Regions from separate parts of the Mus musculus genome. Here regions 1, 2, 3 and 4 are each linked to region 5. Evidence: chromatin loops called from intact Hi-C (ENCODE). Cell type or tissue: heart. All regions are shown on one strand. Region 1 has its middle 50 kb from the start of Gm23217. Region 2 has its middle 49 kb from the start of Col22a1. Region 3 has its middle 21 kb from the start of Kcnk9. Region 4 overlaps Trappc9 (trafficking protein particle complex 9). Region 5 holds the start of Peg13 (paternally expressed 13).

Evidence for each region. Peaks named below come from ENCODE experiments on the same cell type or tissue, not always from the same donor. Only the 100,000 strongest peaks of a DNase experiment are listed, where the experiment ranks them.
Region 1: it touches region 5 in a loop (8-fold over the local background); 9 of 42 quality-filtered maps call a loop at or near these places.
Region 2: a loop joins it to region 5, with 2.5 times the contacts of the local background. A loop is called at or near these places in 8 of 42 quality-filtered maps.
Region 3: a loop joins it to region 5, with 3.0 times the contacts of the local background. A loop is called at or near these places in 5 of 42 quality-filtered maps.
Region 4: a loop joins it to region 5, with 2.1 times the contacts of the local background. A loop is called at or near these places in 2 of 42 quality-filtered maps.

The regions. Positions count from the first base shown.
Region 1 is chr15:72,203,807-72,207,806 of GRCm38, forward strand. No RefSeq gene overlaps it. Among named protein-coding and RNA genes, the nearest start is that of Gm23217, 50 kb to the right of the region's middle. In heart, a CTCF peak has its summit at 2,336 (motif pointing right); no DNase peak of the experiment used is centred here.
Region 2 is chr15:72,081,413-72,085,412 of GRCm38, forward strand. It overlaps a transcript of Col22a1 not described here. Among named protein-coding and RNA genes, the nearest start is that of Col22a1, 49 kb to the left of the region's middle. In heart, a CTCF peak has its summit at 2,403 (motif pointing right); no DNase peak of the experiment used is centred here; H3K27me3 peaks cover 492 bases.
Region 3 is chr15:72,566,556-72,570,555 of GRCm38, forward strand. No RefSeq gene overlaps it. Among named protein-coding and RNA genes, the nearest start is that of Kcnk9, 21 kb to the left of the region's middle. In heart, a CTCF peak has its summit at 2,192; no DNase peak of the experiment used is centred here.
Region 4 is chr15:72,745,110-72,749,109 of GRCm38, forward strand. All of the region lies in intron 17 of Trappc9 (trafficking protein particle complex 9), which reads right to left. Among named protein-coding and RNA genes, the nearest start is that of Peg13, 63 kb to the right of the region's middle. In heart, a CTCF peak has its summit at 1,831 (motif pointing right); no DNase peak of the experiment used is centred here.
Region 5 is chr15:72,808,196-72,812,195 of GRCm38, forward strand. All of the region lies in intron 16 of Trappc9 (trafficking protein particle complex 9), which reads right to left. Peg13 (paternally expressed 13) reads right to left here and starts at 2,129. Exons shown (of 1, transcript NR_002864.2): 1 at 1-2,129. In heart, CTCF peaks have their summits at 1,022, 1,943 (motif pointing left) and 2,143 (motif pointing left); DNase peaks (open chromatin) are centred at 196, 1,836, 2,126 and 2,626; H3K4me3 peaks cover 3,082 bases; H3K27ac peaks cover 1,600 bases.

The DNA of each region.
Region 1 (4,000 bases), 600 kb before region 5:
CTATTGCCTACACAGCATTAGCTGATTTGGGCCTTGCATGGCCTTTCCCCTACTGTTTTTCTCATTTGCTTGGTGAGCCATTTATATGTCTTCCTGTTAAAACCTCTGTCCTCAGCCGTGGAATACTCAAACACCATGCAAGCTGCACTGCGATGCTGCTGTTCTGCTTTACAGCATCCTGAGAGCCCACAGGAAAGAAGCTCTCTGGGGACAGAGCGCAGCTCTGGCTACATTTTCCACTCAGAGGTTCTTCAGCCCACTCGTCCTCTGCTAGCTTTATGGGCCTGGTGAAGAGTGAAACAAAAGATAAAAGACAACAGACTCATGGCTATGCAGTTTCTGGTACTGTTTGTTGCCCAGTCGGCGGACTCAGAAGGCTATGTTCATTTGCTTGCTGGATTCTTCTTTTCAGTGTCATGGGTGTGAAATGAAAATATAAAGACTGTGTAATGTCATATTTACTGTCATGTGCCTAGGGTAGAGATGCTGGAGGGAAAAAAACAACAACCCTGGTTTGTTGGTAAAACCAGCACCCACCCTCAAATATGGGTGGAGAATTTGTTGCTTTTTTTTTCTTTTAAATCTCTGTTCTCCAGTTCCATGTTTGCCTCTCATCTTCCCAGGGAGCCACAGAGAACTCCTATTCTAAAATTCAAATTTTGTGGGACATCTTGTAGCCTCTTGCATGAAAGCAACTACCATGATGGGAGTGATATTAAGCAGCTGGCTCTATGAACTTTCCCAATTTTTTTTTCTAAACCTTTAGCCTACATAATCCTCATGGGGCGCTTTTTGGGTGGGTGCTGTTGGGACGCTGTTCAAAAGGGTTAGTTGGGCCAACAGCAAGATGGATACAGCAAGTCTATGTACTTAGCAGGCACAACCCCCCCTAATACCCTGGATACTTCATCTCCAGTGACTGCTAAAACTTCCCTAACTATTAATCTTCAGGAGCTCTGTCACCAGTTCAGGCCTGAGCACAAACAACTGCCCCTCAAAATAGGCCTTCTGAAGCTATGCCTCACCTTGATTTCATATTGCACAGCCGGGAATAAGCTTGAGCCTTTGCATTTTAATACAGAGAAAGATAAACCTTAAACTGTGTAGAGATCTTTATAAAAGAAATCTTCATTTTTGTGTCAGCATAAGACAGGACAGTCCTAATTCAATGTCATCTTTATAAATTGGTACTGTCGGTGATGTGCGCATCCTCTTTAGGTATGAGTGCCTGCCACTTTGCACTCTGCCCATGGGTTTGTCTTACAATTGCCTGTCTCCACCATCATGCCTCCTATTCTAATTTTAAATAGCTGCTTAATTGTCCATCTGGCTGGTAGGTCTACTAACCACTACCCTACTTTCATCTCTTGTGTTCTTTGAAAACTCCTTAATAATTTCTGCCTGTGGTTTTATTACTTCTAGATGCTTGTGTGCATTATTTGCTTAAAATAACTTGGCATTGTACAGTACCATCAGACTGTCGCCCTCAGTATCCTTTCCTAGCTATCCTTTTGAGGTAAACGGGACCTCAACAGTTTCCTGTTTTCCCCTGAGGACTCTGCTTATGTGATTCAGTCCTTGATGTGCCCTGTGGATTGGGTGTGGTTATTGGAACTATTAACTCCGTGGCTCTCCACAGAGCAAGCCTGGAATAGTAATGAGAACGCTGCATGACTAGTTTAGAGGAATACAAAATAGCTCAAACGAGAAAAAATGTTTAATGTTCTCTCCACAAAGAAATGATAACTGCTAGAGGCGGATATGCTAATTACCCTGATTTATTAGACTCTGCCCACATGTATAAAACATCACACAATACCCCATAATATGCACAATTACTGTGCATCAACTCAAAGGTCTTAAAATTTTAAACGTTCAATGTCAGTGCAGCAACTGAAATCATTATTTTCTTGCTTTGCTGTTTCCCCGCTCTGGGTCTTTTGAGCTAGGGAATAAAGCAGAGATGGTAGAGATCTGTGAGCTTCCACTTTTAGCAGCTAGCTAACACCTATGAAAAGAACAATAACCACAATCTTTTTTTTCAGTTCTAGGAAATTCATGTAGCAGAGAACGGTTGCTTAAAATGCAGATGTATCAGACAATTCTAGAGGTACTTCAGCCATTCACCTACTTTAACAGGGAACTGAGAAAAGGCAAGGAACTGCAGCTAATCGCCCAAGTCAGCAACACTGCTCTATCCTGCTCTGTGTTTTCTGTGCCCTTGCTCTTTTCTCCCAGAGCTCCCCTACTAAGAAGCAAAATAGCCCAGAGAGCCTTAGAAAGCTGGCCTGCATCCCCTCTATGCAGGAGCCGCCAATGCACAGGCTCTCGGCCACCAGAGGGCACTGTGTGGCCAGAAAGAGATGGCTGCTTGGTTCTGCAGCTGCCTCCAAGCCCGGCTCTGAAAAAGCCTCTTCGGATTCATGGAAACAGAACTTGGTGGAAACAGCGCAATTTAGAAAAACAAAACCAGCCCACGTCTCTTCCCACTCACAGGTTTTATAGTCCATCAGAACCCGCCCTCCGCTGTGCTCTTCAGCAGAGTGACTCAGCCACCCATCAAACAGATGACCCCAGCGTCCACCTGAGATTTTTTTTATAACCAAGCTTTAAACATCCTTCTGAGGTTGAACAGTGAAATCACTAGAGCAACGTCAGCCAGAGCCACCATGACAGTGGGCTTGCTGCGTGCTCTGCCTTGGGCTTTCCATCTTTTCTACATTCACACTGGTGCCAATCATACTTCTGTCTTGTGGCCTTCCAAATAAGGAAGCTTTGAACCTGAATGAGAAGCCAGCACTGTTGTCAAGACTGATCTTGCTGCAGAACCTAGACACCTGCTGCTTGCTGAGTCTACAGTCAGTCCATGGAAATTACAAGTCTGGCTGATATACTCATGATATGCTTCAGATATTCACCTCCTGTATCCTGCAAGTCTCTGAATATGCAAGTCTCACACCAGGGTCAGGCTGGAATTACTGAGGATAGAAAGTAACTCTAACTGGTGTCCAATGAGAAAAAGGAAATTGGTCAAAACTCATAGGCTGACTGAAAATGTCATGCTTAAAATAATAATAATAATAATAATAATAATAATAAAGCGTGAAAAGGCAGACCCTTCTCACCAGCTCGATCTAGACCTACGATCTCTTCTCTACTGGTTCCCCAGCTTAGATTGCAGGGGACTTTGGAGAAGTGTGATCTTGTCTGCATCAAAATGTTGAGTCAGATTTCCCCTGGGATTCCTGTGACTGTGAATGCTAAACACAGAGGGGCTAGCTTCTTGGGGACCCTGAGCACATATTTCTGGAGAGAAAATGAAGACCCTAGCAGGAGACTCTATACTGCACTTTGTCTCTGGAGTGAGCTGGAAGACCGAATCCTCACCCTGCTGTCTCACCTTGAGATTGGACTTGTTGCTCCCTTTCTCTAAATCTTAGGTTCATTTTCACTTGGAAAGCAATAACGCGACTCAGTGGGCTTTCTGGCTCACTCTTACTTTAACAGCAATCACCTGCTTTGCTGTGTAGGCTGTGCTGAGGCACATCCACAAATCTCTACTCTCTCTTTTTATAATATTTTTATAGATTATTGAGAATTTCTCATCATGCATCCCATCATATCCATATCCCAGTCTGTTGCCCCTCTACCCCTGTGACACCCTCCACCCCCAAGAAAGAAGGAAAAAAGAAATCCAATTTATATTGTCAGATACTCACGGGGCCTGATCAAACTCCCAGTGGCCAGAGTCTTAAAGAAAACCATTTCCTTCCCCACACACCCCATACCAGAGTCATTAATTGTGAAGAGCCTCACTTTAGCATCTTAATCACAAAAAGTTCTTTTTGATTGCTTTCTGTTTAGGCTGTTACCTTTGAGAGTGTATGGAGTTGTCATATAGGCCTTCTTTTACCTGAGTCTACAGTCATCAGTACCATGGTAAAAGTAACTTCCTTGCCCTTTACCATAAATGGAAACACAGATCGAAGACTTGCACATG
Region 2 (4,000 bases), 730 kb before region 5:
GCTTCCTATTGAGTCGTGTGTGGGTTTAGTTTAATTTTCCTTTATTTTTTCTCTGACTATCAATCCCAGTACTGCCTTAACATTTTGAAGGTTAAAAAAAAAGGAAAAAAAGAGAAGAAAAAAAATGAAGATGAGAATGAGACTCAGGGATTTGTCTAGAGTTCAGGAGTCTCGAAGGGCAGCCCTGAAACCTTAGCTCTCAGATCCTATTAGGGTAAGGTCCATCATTCACACTGTAGGGTGTCTGTACGAGTCCTTCTTCCCTAAGCCAGTCTGCTATAGTCACACAGCCTGAAACCTGTGTGATTCTTCAAACTTCATACAGTGGAGTACCTGAGGTTGGAGCTGTGTATGAGGGGGTCCAATGTTATGTAATCAAATCTTAGTGACACAGGTATGAATACTGAAACTGTTGGACAAGGTATATGAGGGTGGCAGGGCTGGCAAGGGAAATAATCTCGGAGGGGAGGTGGTCACTCAAAGAGGCTACTTTCCCACCCCACAGACACAGGAAATGGAGAAATTGACTTGAGTCCAAGGTGGCCAGGAGCCTGTGGCAACCAAACGTCTTTCCAGAACCTCCCTGAAACATTTCCCCATCATCTAAAATCCATCTCCTCCTCATGGGCTGCACATGACTGACTAGGCAGTGTGCACAAGCGGTGATGTGTCAAAAGTACACTAAGTTCCCCTTATGGCCAGATTGTAGTCTGACAGTCACTCTACCTCATGCATGTTTTCTTTCATATGTAAAGAGCCAGCTTTTACAAAGAGACCTAAAAGTCGATTGGGGACTATTTGGGAAAGGTATAATGGATGGATTAAGGGGAGGGTGCAATAAGAATGGAGATGAGATGACCAGTGAGCATTATGGAAATGTTAGACTCATACTGTTGTACAGTTACTATGCACTATTGAATAAATAATCTAAAAACAACACACAGAGAAGGGGAGCGGAGGGAGGGGGGAGGAAGAGGGAAGTTGGGAGGAGAGAAAGAAAGCAAGAGAAAGAATGAGGAACCAGAGAGCAGCAGAGAGCTGGATCCTGGATCTGGGGCCTGGATTCTGCTCCTGGTACTGATGTGTGGGAGGCAACCTCAATGCTGAAATGAGAGATAGTTCTGGAGTTCAAAGAGACAGTCGTGAGGTCCTTGAATGCAGATCATCTTTCATCTCCATTTCCAGGTGCCAACAGCTTTGCTGGAGGTGAGGGGTTTTGTTTTTTTGTTTTTGTTTTTGTTTATTCGTCATTTAACCTGGGTCTCTGGGACTGGCTGCGGGAGTTAAGTTGTCAGGCACACCTGCCGCCAGGTGCCGCCAGGCACCTCCAGGTCAGGGGACCATGAAGACAAGTGCAGGAGCCTTCTTTGGTCTGCATTTACTGTCCATCCTTTATTCACTAGGCTTCTCTTCCTTTGGGGATTTGATCCCTTCCCCAACCAGTGTCTAGCACTTTGAGCATCAGCTCTTCTACCAACAATGAAGACTTCACAGGTGAGCCACTTCTCAAGTGAAAGGATGTTAACACAGGGATATTTGTGGTTTCCTTTCCTTTCTTTGTGTTGCTTGGTGCCCTCCTTAACATTTGGCCCTTTTTTTTCTCTCCAGCTGAAACAGAGGACAAACCAGTGGCCCATGTTGGGATTCTGTCTAAGCTCCACCCCACAGTTACCTGGCAACAGCCAGGTAGGTCTGGCCCACTCTAAGAGTGTCTGTTTGCCCCCTCCTCTCTCTCTTGTTCTCTTACTCTCTTGCCTCTTGCCCCCTTGTTCCCCCCCTCTCCATTCCCTTCCCCCCTCTCTCCCCGTGGTCATGGCTGGCCTCTACTTCTCTTTCCTTCTCTCTGCCTCTACTACTCTCTTAACTCCCCTCCCCATGTCCTAAATAAACTCTATTCTATGCTATACCATAGTGTGGCTGGTCTCTCAGGGGGAAGAATGCCTTGGCATGGGCTGGCTAAGGCACCCCTTTCTCCCACACCTCACCACACCCCCATAGAACATATCTTATTATTTCTTTATCTTTTTATGATCACAACAGCCCAGCAGTTCTTAAACAGCACAGTGAAGTGTTGATTTAATCCGTCTTTAATATGGAGAGATGTTTAGAAAATGACATTTTCGGTGGCCAGTCTCATATGAGGAGAGAGTTGGCATCTATCAGATCCCTGTTTGGGCTTTTTGTTGAGTGTACTTTCCCTATGCTGGGCTACAACCTGGGTTAGCTGGGGGACTCGCTTAAGCATCTGCCACGAGGAGATGGAAATCAAGTCTGGAAAATGCTACACTAAACTAAACTGCATTAAGAGAGACCTCTGCAAAACAAGATCCATGGAAACTGAGACCGACATTTGGGGGAGGAAGACAATCTGTCAGGTTCTTTCCCCCCTCATAGCTCATGCTGAACAGCAGGGGGCAGCAAAGAACTTCCTATGTGCTCCGCTCACCCCTGCAGTGTGGCAATACTGAGCCTGTGCAGGGATCACCTGGGGAGGAACTTTCTGGAATGAAAACAGGCATCAGCCGCAGTGTCTGAGGCTGGCCAGGAAGGCAGAATGAAGATAATGAAGGATGACTGTCATCTTGCTTAGAGACAGTTTTAGCTGGGAAAACAGCTTGTATTTGCTTGGGAAGCTGACTTTAGTGTCTGTAAATTCAGATGTAAAGGACACAGAAGTGTGAGACTTAGGAGAGAGGATGGTCTTCATCCCATTGCCAGAGGCCCACAGCTCGGCCTCTGACTGCAACTTAATATATAAGATGAGAGGGATAATGGTACCTAAGACTGTCCTGGTAGATTCGTCCACATAAAGCCGGAATAGCACTGACTGTGTGCTTAGCTGTTGATTGATTGCTAACTATTATTGATAACTGCTTTATAATTGGTGCTTGGTGTAGGTGGTGGGTGATATGTTGGCTATAAGGAGGTGGAACCATCACAGAGACCAGGAGGCATAGAGAAAGGATAGAAGGGTACCTGATATGCAGTGGGGCTCCTCCAGAGGCCTCACTGTGCAAGTGAGACTGGGAAGCTACCTATGAATAGGTAGCAGGGAACTTAGTTGCTGGGCTATGATGCATTATATAGAGTGGTGGCCCAATGCACCACTAATCTGGGTTGAAAAGGCTCATGCCATAACCACAGGGTACCTGAACCTAAAGGAAATTATGTTGGTGGTGGGAGGGAGGAACAAATGGGCAGGAATAAGGACCACAGGTGAAGGTAGTAGCTTAGAGCTAAGACAAGCATCTAAGTACAGAGCTGCACAGGAGTCAGAAACAGTAGGGTGGAAGGAGAGGTGTTAGTGATATCCTCAGGACATTAGTAAAGGCTCAGAATCCAGGGGCCTGTAGGAAAAGGCTGAGGGCAGTCAAGAAAGACCAACCATAGACAGTGCAGTTGACCCTCAAGCTGAGTCCATAGTTTTAAAGGCATCGGATACAAACCTCAGGTTTGTTTATAAGTAGACACTGAGAACAAGTAAATACTCATTAATTATGGCAGCTGCTGGACCCTGAACACTGAATTGTCCGGCATTGTTCTGAGCACACGATTGGCCTGTATCATCTCCCTTTCCTCTTTCTCTTATAGGAGGTCAATGAGGCAAGCATCTGTGATGGCCCCCATTTGCTTTGATCTCTGAGGGCTCATGTGGCAGCCATAGGCTTGATCTTCTTGATTGTGTGTCTAAGACTGAGGCGATGAGAGCTGGTGAAGTTGTGACATAGTAGGCATGATCTGGAAGGGATTAGCAATGTGTTTTCCCAACTGATTTTTATAAAGTTAGCCCTCCTACACAGCAGGCCCTTCTGCACATGGTGGCTTCCCTTTCCGTCTCTCAAATCATGATCCAATGAAGGGTCCCTCATTACAGAGTAATCTACTATGAATCTACTCTACCTATGACTTTTGAGTATACAGAACTATGAACTAAATAGCCACCTTCACTAAAGTATGAAGGCTCAGGAATTATGTAATGATAACATAAAACGCAACGACA
Region 3 (4,000 bases), 240 kb before region 5:
GTCTCAAATATTTAGGAGAATCAATAAGACATAAGAAGGAGGAGATTGATAAAGACTGAAACTAATGGAAGAAAATAAATCAAGGGCATCCTGTTAATCCCAGCACCCAGGAGGTAAAAGCATGCTAGTCTTTGTAAATTCAAGGCCATTCTGGTCTGCATAGAGAGTTCCAGGACAGCCAGGGCTCCACAGTGAGATCTTGTCTCATAACAAAATAAAAATAAAAAAGTGGAAAGAAGTAAGTGCAAGAGCTAGTTCTTCGACGTAGCTAATAAAATAAGAATGAAACCTTCATGTATCCAACTACAGGGAATATAAAGAAAGAGTAAAATTAGACAGGATTGAAGTGAGAAAACAGATATTGGTCAGCTTAAGTGCAGAGACAGGGGAAATAAAAAAATAATTATGAAAGAAGAATAAGTAAGCATATGATAAGACATTGGAAATCTCAAGGAAAGAGACAATTTCCCAGTGGAAGTATGTTGCCAAAAATCAATATAAGAATAAAAGGGAAATTTTAATATACCAACTACCATAGGCAATATCAGTTATCAGAGCTCAGTGAAAGGGACCAAGCTCAGGCAAGTTCACACTTCAGACTTGTCTAACTTCTAAATCCTAGTCACTTCCACGGTACTTAAACTACGTTAAATCCTGAAATTCCCTTACTCATTCCATATATCTAGAACAATTTTCATACAAATAAGGCAAAAATGTGAATTACAGACCAGGGTACTTATGAATATAGGTTAAAAAATCAACATAAAACATTAGCATAAGGAACCTAATGGTATCTAAAAAGAATCCATCATTCTGTGTAAATTCTAGGAATTCTGTGTGCAGTTCATGATTCTTGACATTTGAGACTCTCTGGACATTTTATTTTTGAAACAGAGTCTCACTGTGAAGTTCTGTGGTCTCAAACTCATTATGTAGCCCAGAATGGCTTCAAACTCACAGACATTTATCTGCCTCTGCCTCTGCCTCTGCCTCTGCCTCTGCCTCTGCCTCTGCCTCTGCCTCTGCCTCCTCTGCCTCCTCTGCCTCCTCTGCCTCTGCCTCTGCCTCCTCTGCCTCCTCTGCCTCTGCCTCTGCCTCTGCCTCTGCCTCTGCCTCTGCCTCCTGAGTGCTGAGATTAAAGGTGTGAGCCATGGCATACAGTGGCTCCCATTGAGATATTTTGGAAACACAACATCACATGTCTTTTTCTGGCTTCTCATAGCACAGCAAACATAGGACCTGTTAGGCAATGGTCACTGAATCATTGAAGATCTTAAATGAGCAGAGCTGGACAAAGCTAAGACATCCTCTGATGCTTTGTAGTCACAAGAGGCCAAGACTTTGTGTTGTAATTTTCCTTGGTTTATTTCCAAAGAAGAGAATATAAAATAATATTGTTTTATCATCTCTCAGGTTCAAATATCCCATAAAAATGATATCTTTCTGATTGAAATTCACCAAGGGGGTGGGGAAAGCTTTGGAAATCTCCTTTTTTAGTTGTACACATTGCTGTCTACATCTACTTTGCATTGCTGAATTCTCCCAAAAACACAGTCCACAATAAAATATTGCAAGGGTTCACTAGGCTGGCAAGGGCAGAGTCAAGATTTGAGCCTGGCAAGGCCAGCTGCAAAGTTCACCTCTCATAGGTTCACAAGAAAGCCACATATGCCTCTTGGGAACCTCTCCTTTGACAGTTCTTGTGTATTTAAACAAAGCCAGCAAAGATGGACTGAACGTTAGACCAGGGATCAGGAGTTCTGGGTTTCATTTTGCAGTTGCCTACCAGCTTAGTGGGGGATGGAGAGAGGAATCTGGCTTCGTCTTGACTTACTCCCATCTGCCACTTCTAGCAGCGGTTCTCAACCTGTGAGTTAAGACCCCTTTGAGTGTTCTAAAGAACTTTTCACAAGAGTCCTTTAAGATCATAGGAAAATACAAATATTTATATTACAATCCATAGCAGTCGCAAATTACAATTACGAAGCGGAAAAAAATAATTTTATAGTTGGGGTCACCACATGAGAAATTGTATTAAAGGGTCTCAGCATTTGGAAGGTTGAGAACCACTGTAGGGACTCTTACAACGAGATTAGGTGCGATCACTGTCCTCGGTGCTGAAAAAAAAAAAAAAAAAACCCAACCGCGAGGCGCTGTCCACGGTGCTGAGGAGCCTTGGAGAGCTGTCCAGGGTCCTGAAATCTCTATGACTTCACTCGGTTTAGGGAGGCGCTGTCCTAGGTGGCTACCAGAAGCATTGTGTGATTAATCAGCAGGTTTGAAATGGCAAACTAAATTACAAAGGTGAAGGAAGAAAGGAAGGATTTTTTATGGTTTTCTCAGTCAGTGCCAAAGGACATCCTTTCCCCAAAAGCCATGTCTGTAACAGTGCTTGTCACCTGATTTGAGTATTGAATTTTTTTTGGAAAAAGACATAGAAATAAGTTTCCACTATGCAAGTGAAGAAATATAACATCACTTAATTCCCAAAACTATGTTTTTTTCTCACAAGCCCTATCCTTTTTTCCCTCAGTGTGCTAACTTTTTTGTTCATTATTCATTTATCTTTTCTTTCTTGTTTTTTAAATGTTTTCTACTTGTGTACATATCTCTTGAAAATGTATCAATTTACTTTTGGAATTTCAAGTACCTAAAATGAAACCTATTGTACATTTCTGTCCTTCTGTTAGTTAGGGTTTCATTGCTGTCAAGAGACACCATGACTATGGCAACTCATATAAAGGAAAACATTTTCTTGATGCTGGCTTACAGTTTCAGAGGTTCAGTCCATTATCATCATGGAATAAAGCATAGCAGTGTTCAGGCAGACATGGTGCCTGAGGAGCCAATAGTTCTACATCTTCATTTGTAGGCACCAGAAGGAGACTGAGCATAAGGGACCTCAAGGCCAACTCCCACAGTGACACACTTCTTCCAACAAGATCACCGTTTCTCCAACAATGCCACACCTCTTAATAGTGCCACTCCCTATGGGCCAAGCATTCAGACATGTCAGCCTATGGGGTCCATATCTATTGAAATCACCACAATCCTCTTTTCTGAGCTGGTTGTATATTAATCCACTGTATAATATTCTGTCACGTGGCATGTCACAATAGAACCACCTCACTCTCAGTTCAATTTAGGATTGTTTCTTTTTGTTAAGAAACATTCTAGAGCATATTTCATATTTCATATTTCGAGAAAAGCATGCATCTTTGTTTCTGCTCCCATTCTATGAAAAAACATAAACCTTGACAAAAGCAACTCAAAAGATGCAATGTTTATTCTGGACCACAGTTCAAGAGTTAGGAAGGCATGGTGGGAAGGCATGACATCAGGAACATGATTAGGGCTGTTTAATCCATTATCAGGAAGCAGAGAGTAGTGAGATAATGTAGGCAAGTGCTCAGCTCATTTTCTGTTTTATACTATTTAGGATCCCCTGACCACCTACAATTAAGATGAGTCTTCCCATATCAACTAACATAATAAAGTTAATTCTCATAGGCATGCTCAGAGGCCACTTGCCCAGGTTATTTTAGATTCTGTCAAGCTAACAATAGCACAACCAAGTTTCATTGAGGTAGAGTCTCTGTCAGCCCCTGTAGATTTCTTGGCCTCATCCCTTTCTCCCCTCCTCTCCTCAAGAGACACCCTCTGTGATCCAAGTAGACCATATTAGAAGCTGTTCTCATGTATTGTAAATATATTGACTGGCACCATTGCTAGGCTGAATAATCTTACAACAATGCACTGTGCCTTCCATTTATTTCAAGAGTATTCCACCATGTGCTGGAATTATGTTCTCAGTATGTCAGCGCTGAGAGTGCAGAGCCTTTAAGAGGTAGGACCTTCTGAAGGTAGTCAAGTCATAGCAGCATTTCTCTCAGAAGGAATTAATATTGACTTTGCAAAGCTGGCTAATTCTCATCAGAGAACTATCATGAAAACCATGAGCCTGGCTTTTCCCTAGACTCTGGCTTCTGATCTTATTGTG
Region 4 (4,000 bases), 63 kb before region 5:
GTCTTTGTGGTATAGTGCGGCATCTTTTTGGGTATATGCCCAGGAGTGGTATAGCTGGATCTTGAGGTAGAACTATTCCCAGTTTTCTAAGAAACCACCAAATTGATTTCCAACGTGTTTGTACAAGTTTGTACTCCAACCAGCAATGGAGGAGTGTTCCCCTTACTCCATATCCTCACCAGCATGTGCTATCTCTTAAGTTTTGGATCTTAGCCATTCTAGTGGGTATAATATGGAACTTCAGAGTTGTTTGATTTATATTTCCCTGATGACTAAGACTCATGTCTTTAAGTGCTTCTTGGATATTTGAGATTCCTTTGTTGAGATTCTCTGTTTAACTTTGTACCCCATTTTTAAATTGGGTTATTTGGGTTGTTGGTGTCTAACTTCTTGCGTTTTTTAATAAATTCTGAATATTAGCCCTCTGTCGAATGTAATGCTGGCGAAGAGTCTTTGTCAGTCTATAATTTTATGATAAACTTTAAAGGAAAAATAAAAAGAGTGAGAAATGACACAAAGAGGACCAAAGTCACTGTTAGGTTAGGGTGAAGACACCACAGAGTTCCAATCCCACCAGTGTGACAACCCAGAGGACACAGGGCGCAGACTGACAAAATTAATCCAAGAAAAAGTAAATGATCTAAAAAGTCCTCAACCCGTTAAATCAATCAAATAGATTCTCTCTTAAAATCCTCTCAAAAAATCTCTAGGTTAGGATTCTTTCCTGACAAATTCTAACAAATGGTCTTATTTTATTTTATTTTTTAAGTTCATAAATAATAATACTGTGAGATTTTCTCCAGAAAAGAACTGGAACGATGATTCTGAACACAGTCCAGTGAGCTCCTCAGAGTAGATATAGATAGAAGGAAAACACTCACAAGCCCCACACGAGACACTGATTTTACAGAAGTCCCTAGTTCCCAGCACCCTCACGAGGTAACCCATCCACCCAATCACTAGTCTCCTTGTGCACTTGTACACACACACCTCATACATATACAGTCAAATGCTTGTCTCAAAATATGAAAAGTTATGAAGCTGGAAAGATAATTCAGTAGTTATGAGCACTTGCTCTTCCAGAGGACTTGGGTTCTGTTTCCAGCACCCAGATGATGGTGCACAACTGTCTGTAATTCCAGTTCCAAGGGGTCTAAGAGCCTCTTCTGACCTCCTTGGGCAGCAGGCACACATGTGGTACACATACATAAAGGTAGCCATGTGCTCATACATATATAAGTCTTTTTAAAAATGGGTCACCTCTAACACACAAAAATTCCTGGCAATGAAAAAAATTAATAGAAACATTAAAATATGGGGCTGAGAGATGGCTTTGTGGTTGAGAACACATTCTGCTCTGGCGTAGGACTGAAGTTCAATTCCTACCACCTCCACAGGGCAACTCCTACCCCTATAACTCCAGCTACAGGGGATCTGATGCCCTCTTCTGAACTCCCCAAACACTGCCCCCACATACTTAAATTCTTTTTTAAAAAAATTAAATGCGATAAAATTACATGCAAGAGGGCACATGGCCGAAAGGCAAAAGCGCAATAAACATGAAGAATATTAAGCCTGCCCCTCCAGTTAATGATACTAGTGTTGTAAAACCTGTGAAACGTCACACAGCCTTCAAACTGCTCATTCCTTCGTAAGAAAGAATGATGTTTCTAATAAGGTGGGGACGTTGTATTCTCACACTCTGGGGAACGAATTTCAGAGGAAAATCTAGTGCACACTAGGAGTCCACATTCTTCAAAGTTCTGTTCCAGGCACACTCCCCATGCACACAGACTTCTACGCACACGCCTTCTCAACACAGTCCCCAGCAGGGGGTGCCAAGTTGTCCCAAGCAGAGAAGAGGTGTGAAAAGCATACAGTTTCTATGTAAACACAGAGACTCGAATGTCCGATGCAGAAATGCAATCAACGTGGATCTCGCAGATAACTAACTGGCACACCAGCAAAGTCTTTTTTTTTTTTTTTTTTTTTTACTTTTACAGCAGTAACAGGCACTGCACATAGTTCAGAGGAGTGGCACAGAGAGACAAAGGCCTGCGTCTCTGTGGGAGACATGGCAACAGGTATGGGTTTTGCTCACCACACTTCCCATAGGCATGGACTTGGGTAATAAGTCTGAACGGCTTCAGAAGAAAGGGAGAAATATGTCTCTTTATATGGCATTGTCCCACTGTTTTCAGCTAAGAACAAGCCAGGCTCAGAGCAGTTCAGCAGCCCGTCCAAGGCAGGAAACTGGCTCAAGGTCTAGGTTTCCACCCCTCCCCCTTTAGGGCGTCAAGATGCCCTGCAGCATCCACTGTGTCAGTGGCTCTCAACCTTCCTACGGCTACAACCCTCGTACACGGTTCCCCATGTGGTGGGGGGTTTCTTAAAATTATTTTGTTGCTACTTCATAGCCATAATTTTGCTACTGTTATGAATCGTAATGCACATATCTGATCTGAAGGAGATATCTGATATGCAACGCCCTTGAGAGGGTTCTCTGATCCTGGGGGGTGGAGAGTAGGGTGGGGGGATCACGACCCATAGGTTGAGAACCACCATACTCCATCCGTCCTCTCCTGAGGATTTACTTAAGCAGAGAAAACAAAGAGAAAGAAGAGCCTAGGCTACTTGGGCAGAGACTAAGACCAGGAGGGGAAGATAGTGCCGACTCGGGTGACATGCCTGGCTCTGCAGGCTACAACTGTAGCAGGAGCTGGGCTTTATAAAGATTCCACAACTCACCCCTCTGGCAGAGCTGGAGTGAACATGAGTGGGAGTGCCTCTAACTTCTACTTTGTTCCTCTTTTCCTATGCATGTTGGGGTGGGGGTATATGCAATGTGTAAATGTTCAATAAGTGTTTGCACCTGTGTGCAGGTGACAAACGTGTGCAGGGGCCTGTGGAAGCCCAAGGTTGAGCTCTGGCATCTTCCTGGATTATTTTCTACCGTATTTTCTTTGAAGCAGGATCTCTCATTCAAACCCAGGATTTGCTGGCTTCTGGGATCCCTTCTGTGTCTCTGCCTATCTATTGTCTGTGGGAGGTCCGGGGTGCAAATTCTGGTCCTTCTGCTTGCAGGGCAAGTGCTCCCACTTCCTGTGTCATCTCTCCAAGCTTTCCAAATGCTACTCTGATGCCCCCTGGGCTCCAGTGCCTTCTACAGACTCCTCCTCATGACTCCTTGGTGAATGGGGCATCATATAGCCACAGTGACAGACATGCCTCCTCCCTGCACATGTGCTCGAGGGGGAGGTCAGGGAAAAACTCACAGTACTTAATCTCTCTCCTGCTGGGTGGGTGTAGGTATTGAATTCACACTGTCAGTCTTGGTTGTCAGTGCCCTTACCCACTAAGTCATCTCACCAATTCAGAATATATTATAACTCAAGCACATGGCAGGGTCAATAACTGTCTCCTCCTTCTGTAGCTTACCTATCAGTGTGCCCTTAGGACCTGGGCTCTGGCTCTGGTCTCCCTGCCACACAGCTTCCGCCAAATTCACAGGAGGAGCAACTTGTGTTCCCACTGTCTTCACAGACAGCTTCATTGGTTCTGGTCCTCCCCATCAGTGCATATTGGGCTGCTCTTCCTTTCTCTGTCCACAGCATCCACTGTCCACGTCACCTCAGCATTACTTATCAACAATTCAACTGAGTACTGGTGCCTGTATCATGGCAGATAGTATGCTGGTATAGCCAACACATCAGTTAATCGGGGTATGTGGCTTCAGTCAGTCAACATTAAGGTAGGAAGATAGGCCAGCAGCTAAGTAAGGCAGGTGACATCGATGAAAGTTCCCAGGGCCAGCTGTGCACAGTGGGTCTCCTTACCAACTGACCTTCCCTGTTCCCAAAGAATGTGGCATACAAGAAACAAAGACCACCAGTGTTCACTCATCAATCTTCCACCGGACACCATATGTCTTCACAAGTAATTTTGAAACATGCGATTTCATGACTGTACAAGATCCCTGCTATCGATCATCTTTTCAAGA
Region 5 (4,000 bases):
ATCCCACCCACGTTCTTAGTCTGTAGAGTATGGACCCAAGAATGCAACTATTCACAGAATAAGAGAAATCCAGTGGGTGAGCAGGGCTCCAAGGTGACACAGTGCTGCACAAAGCTGAGGTCGGCCATCCAGCTTCCAGCTGTGCCTCTGCCTACACACAGAGCAAAATGACCCGCCCAGATCCTGGGGAAACAGATGCAGCCGTGATGGGCGCAGCCTTAACAATTCCAGATCTTAATGTGCAGCCACAACAATGAGGCTACCATCTGGGCAAGGGCGCTCCATTGTGCCTTCGTCCCCAAGATAAGGGTATCTGCCTAGATTCTTAGTATACAGCCAACACAATGGAACAGTAAAAGGACGCTTCTCACTGTGCCACCAGCTCCAAAATAACATCAGCCTGGATCCTTAATGCCCAGATGCTGCAATGTATATATCCACATGGTAAAGATGATCGCTCTTACCATACCCAACCTTTGTATGCAGCTATGGCCACAGAGTGGCCTGCGGGGTCTAAATACTCCACCTCCATTCCCGGAATAAAATCTTCTCTGATCCTTAGTACACAGCCACCACACAAAGGAAGGAAGGACGTTTCACAATGCCCTTATCCTTAGGGCAAAATAAATAAATAAATAAATAAATCAAAGAAGCCCAAATTTTTAGTGTGCAGCAGTCACAATGTAGTTACACTCAGGGTAAGGATGCTCAGAAACACCATCCTCGGGATAAGATCCTCTTAGGCTTTTCAAACGCAGCTGTCAAGATGCACTTATCCACAAATACGGGTTTCTGCTATACCAACATCTCAGGTTAAAATCCACTCGGGCACTTGGTGCTCAGCCACCACAATGCAGGCATCCGCCAAGTAGTTCAGACTCTGTTAAACCATCATCCAAAATAAGGATATCCATTTGATTCCTTAGTGCGCAAGCAGCAGCCATATAGGGTGAGGCACTCTGAGGTTATCTGTGCACAGCTCTGCTGCGCCACCATCCGCGGGGAAAAAAAATATCATGCAGAACCTTAGTGCGCCACCAAAACCATTCAAGTGATCCACCCTCTAAGGTTGCTTCGTTGGGTATCCGTGCGCAGCTCCACTGTGCCTCTATCCCCAAGGTAAGAACATCCGTTCAGTCACTGAAGTGCAGCCACAAATATATGTAATTCCCCAGGATTAAGATAACAAAGAGCTGTACAGGCGTTGGCTGGGTAACGGCATACGCCCAAGTCCCAGCCAAGCGTGGAGACCTCCATGGCTCATCATTGTGCTACAACCACAATGCGCCTATCCACAGGGTGATGGCGAGCCTCTGTGCTAGCGTCTCCAGGGTAAAAAGATCGGCCAAGCTCTCCGTTGCATCGCAAGCTGCAGGGTTCTGTGCTCGAAGGTATCTCAACGCTCGAAGGTATCCTCGCACGAACTGCACCGACACAGATATCTGGGCTTTTTCTGTGCCTCCTTTTGCCCATTCCTCGGTCACCACCACAAGTGAAAAACTCCCGGCTCCGCGGCAGTGTCGCAGGTCTTCTATCCAACCATTTTCAGAGTAAAGGCCGCGGATCTTCCCGGAGAGCCGAAGCTGGCCGGAGAGCCGCGGCAATGATCGTCTACATAGCACCAGCGCTTGGATGAGCTATCACACAAGGCCTAAAATCTCAATAAGATGGGCTAACAAGCCACCGGGTCCTCTTCGGTTCGTGGTCACAGAGCTGTAGTAAAGGGGTTCGCTCAGCTTCCAGCCGTGCCGCAGTCTGCAGTCTTTAGAGACGTCTGTCGAGATCTGGAATGCAGGCAGCTGTGACGCAGTCTGCTGGGCGAGTCCGCTCAGACTTCAGTGCGCAGGTGCGGCAATGCGGCAATCTGCTCGGTGGAGACACATTCTGCGGCGCCCTCTACCGGGTAGGAACGCCAGTCCACGAGGCCGGCAGCCCACACAATGAGGCCCCACAGTTGATCAGAATGGTTCTACTGAGGTAGCAACCCTTAGGGTATCGGTGCGCAGCCACACTGGATGGAGACTTGCAGCCTAAGGGTGCTCCACTGAGTTGGCAGGGAAGGCTATCCACACAAATACTCGGTACACCGCGGCCATGGCAGCAAGGCAGTCAGCGGATCTCAGTGCGCAGGCGTGGCAATGCGACAGAATGCACTTTAAGAATGCATTCTGTGGTGCCATCTAGCGGGTAAGAATGACTCTTGGTCCTTGGTTTAGGGGCACGGGGAGAGAGAGAACGTGGGTACCCCAATGGTGACTGGCGCACGGCCCCAGTGGTATAGCATCTACCTGGATAATCCATGCTGTCACACAGGGTGACGATCCACAGCCTAAGGACGCCCTGCCGGGTCTTCAGAGTGAGGGTGTCCAAGCAATAATGATATGACAAAAATGAATGTCCCACTATGTCTGCAGGGTGACGGTGTTCCACCTAGAACCAGGCTGCAGCAGCAAAAAATGCTCAATGTTAGGAACGTAGCCGGGTCCACTGAAGGCGCATGGGGAACATCCGGCATTGCGGTGCGGCGCAGCCCTGCCCATAGCTCTCCCTGCTTAGCCCCTCCTGTGAGGGAAATTCAGGCTGCCTCACTGTTGCACAGACTGTGAGAGCCATGGACTATCCTTTTGCAGTGGTAATCTGGGTGCCCCAGTGACAAGAGGCCAAGGGTGACCAGTGTACCCTTACTGGTCTGCCGAACCAATAATTTGATCCCGATTCATGTGCGATTTGCTAACAATAAGGACTATGTCTTCCAAAATGAGCTTTAAGAAGCTCATTGGGTTGGATTACCAGGAAGGGCCGGGCAACGGGGTTTCCCAGGGCTCACCGGAGGGCAATATGTGACGCACTAATAATTTCTAACCAAAAGCTGAAAGTTTAAAGTCCCACCTTTTTATATTTCTAAATATTCCAGCAATATGGCATCTTGTAGCAAGGAAGCAAAGTATTTTCATTTTATTTGTTGATCACGCTGGGAAGGGTGCCGCACGCAATGGTCCGAGGGAAGAGCCCCTGTGTCCCTGACACTCCTCTTCTTTCTTCAGTATTCACAGGGGAGAGCCTCATGTTAGTGAGGGCCACACATGAGGCAACAAGAGGCTAGGAATCAGAACCTTCCCTAAGAAATTGAGTAGAGATGTGTTTGTTTCTTTTTCTTTTTTTTTTCTTTCTTTTTTTTTTTTTTTTTTTTTTTTTTTGGATGTGTGTTGGGGGAGGGTTTTTTTGGTTTTGGGGGTTTTTGGGTGTGTGTTGGGGGAGGGTAATTTTATAACTATGTTTGTTGGGTCGCCTTCCTGCATTCTGGTTATCAGTTATTTTACCCCAATAAAATCTTTGATTGCCTCCTGCAGGGGTTGTTTGATTGACAGTAGGCTCCTTTTGTTCCACGGGGTTTTATATGCTAATTGTTAGTTTGCCTCTGCCTTCAGATCATGATAGAATTTAGTTAAAGCTTGCTATCATTCACACCGCCTTGTAAAAGACAAACTGTGTGGTTACTAATATAATTCAAAATAATTGCTTCTCTCAAAGTTTACAGCCCCGTGTTAACTTTAATTTTGAAAGTACTGGTTTTTTTTTTTCCCCCAGAGTACATGAGTGAAAATAAAGGGAAAAAAAGATGTACTAGATGTGTGTAAGTTTAATTGAAAATTCTAACCTGAGCATCAGTGAAATTGAAAACACTGTATATGCGTCAAGTCAGAAGCTGCATTGGCATATCCTGAAAATAAATGTGTGCTCATTAAATAAAACACAGAAAGCCAAATAAACAGGAGAATAGATGTGCAAAGAACACACTTTCTGCAGTGCTAACCAAGCTTATATTCCCTTGGTTTGGTTTGGTTTGGTTTTACCCAGGGCCAGTTTTACTTCTCTCCTCAGTCTTCGGATCATGACAGGGTAAAGCTGGGATGGAAGGAAAGGCCCTGTATACGCAGAGAGGCCTTCTGAGGAAGCCAAGCCTCTTAGTAGCAGAAGCAGGAGAAGAGACTCATAGGAC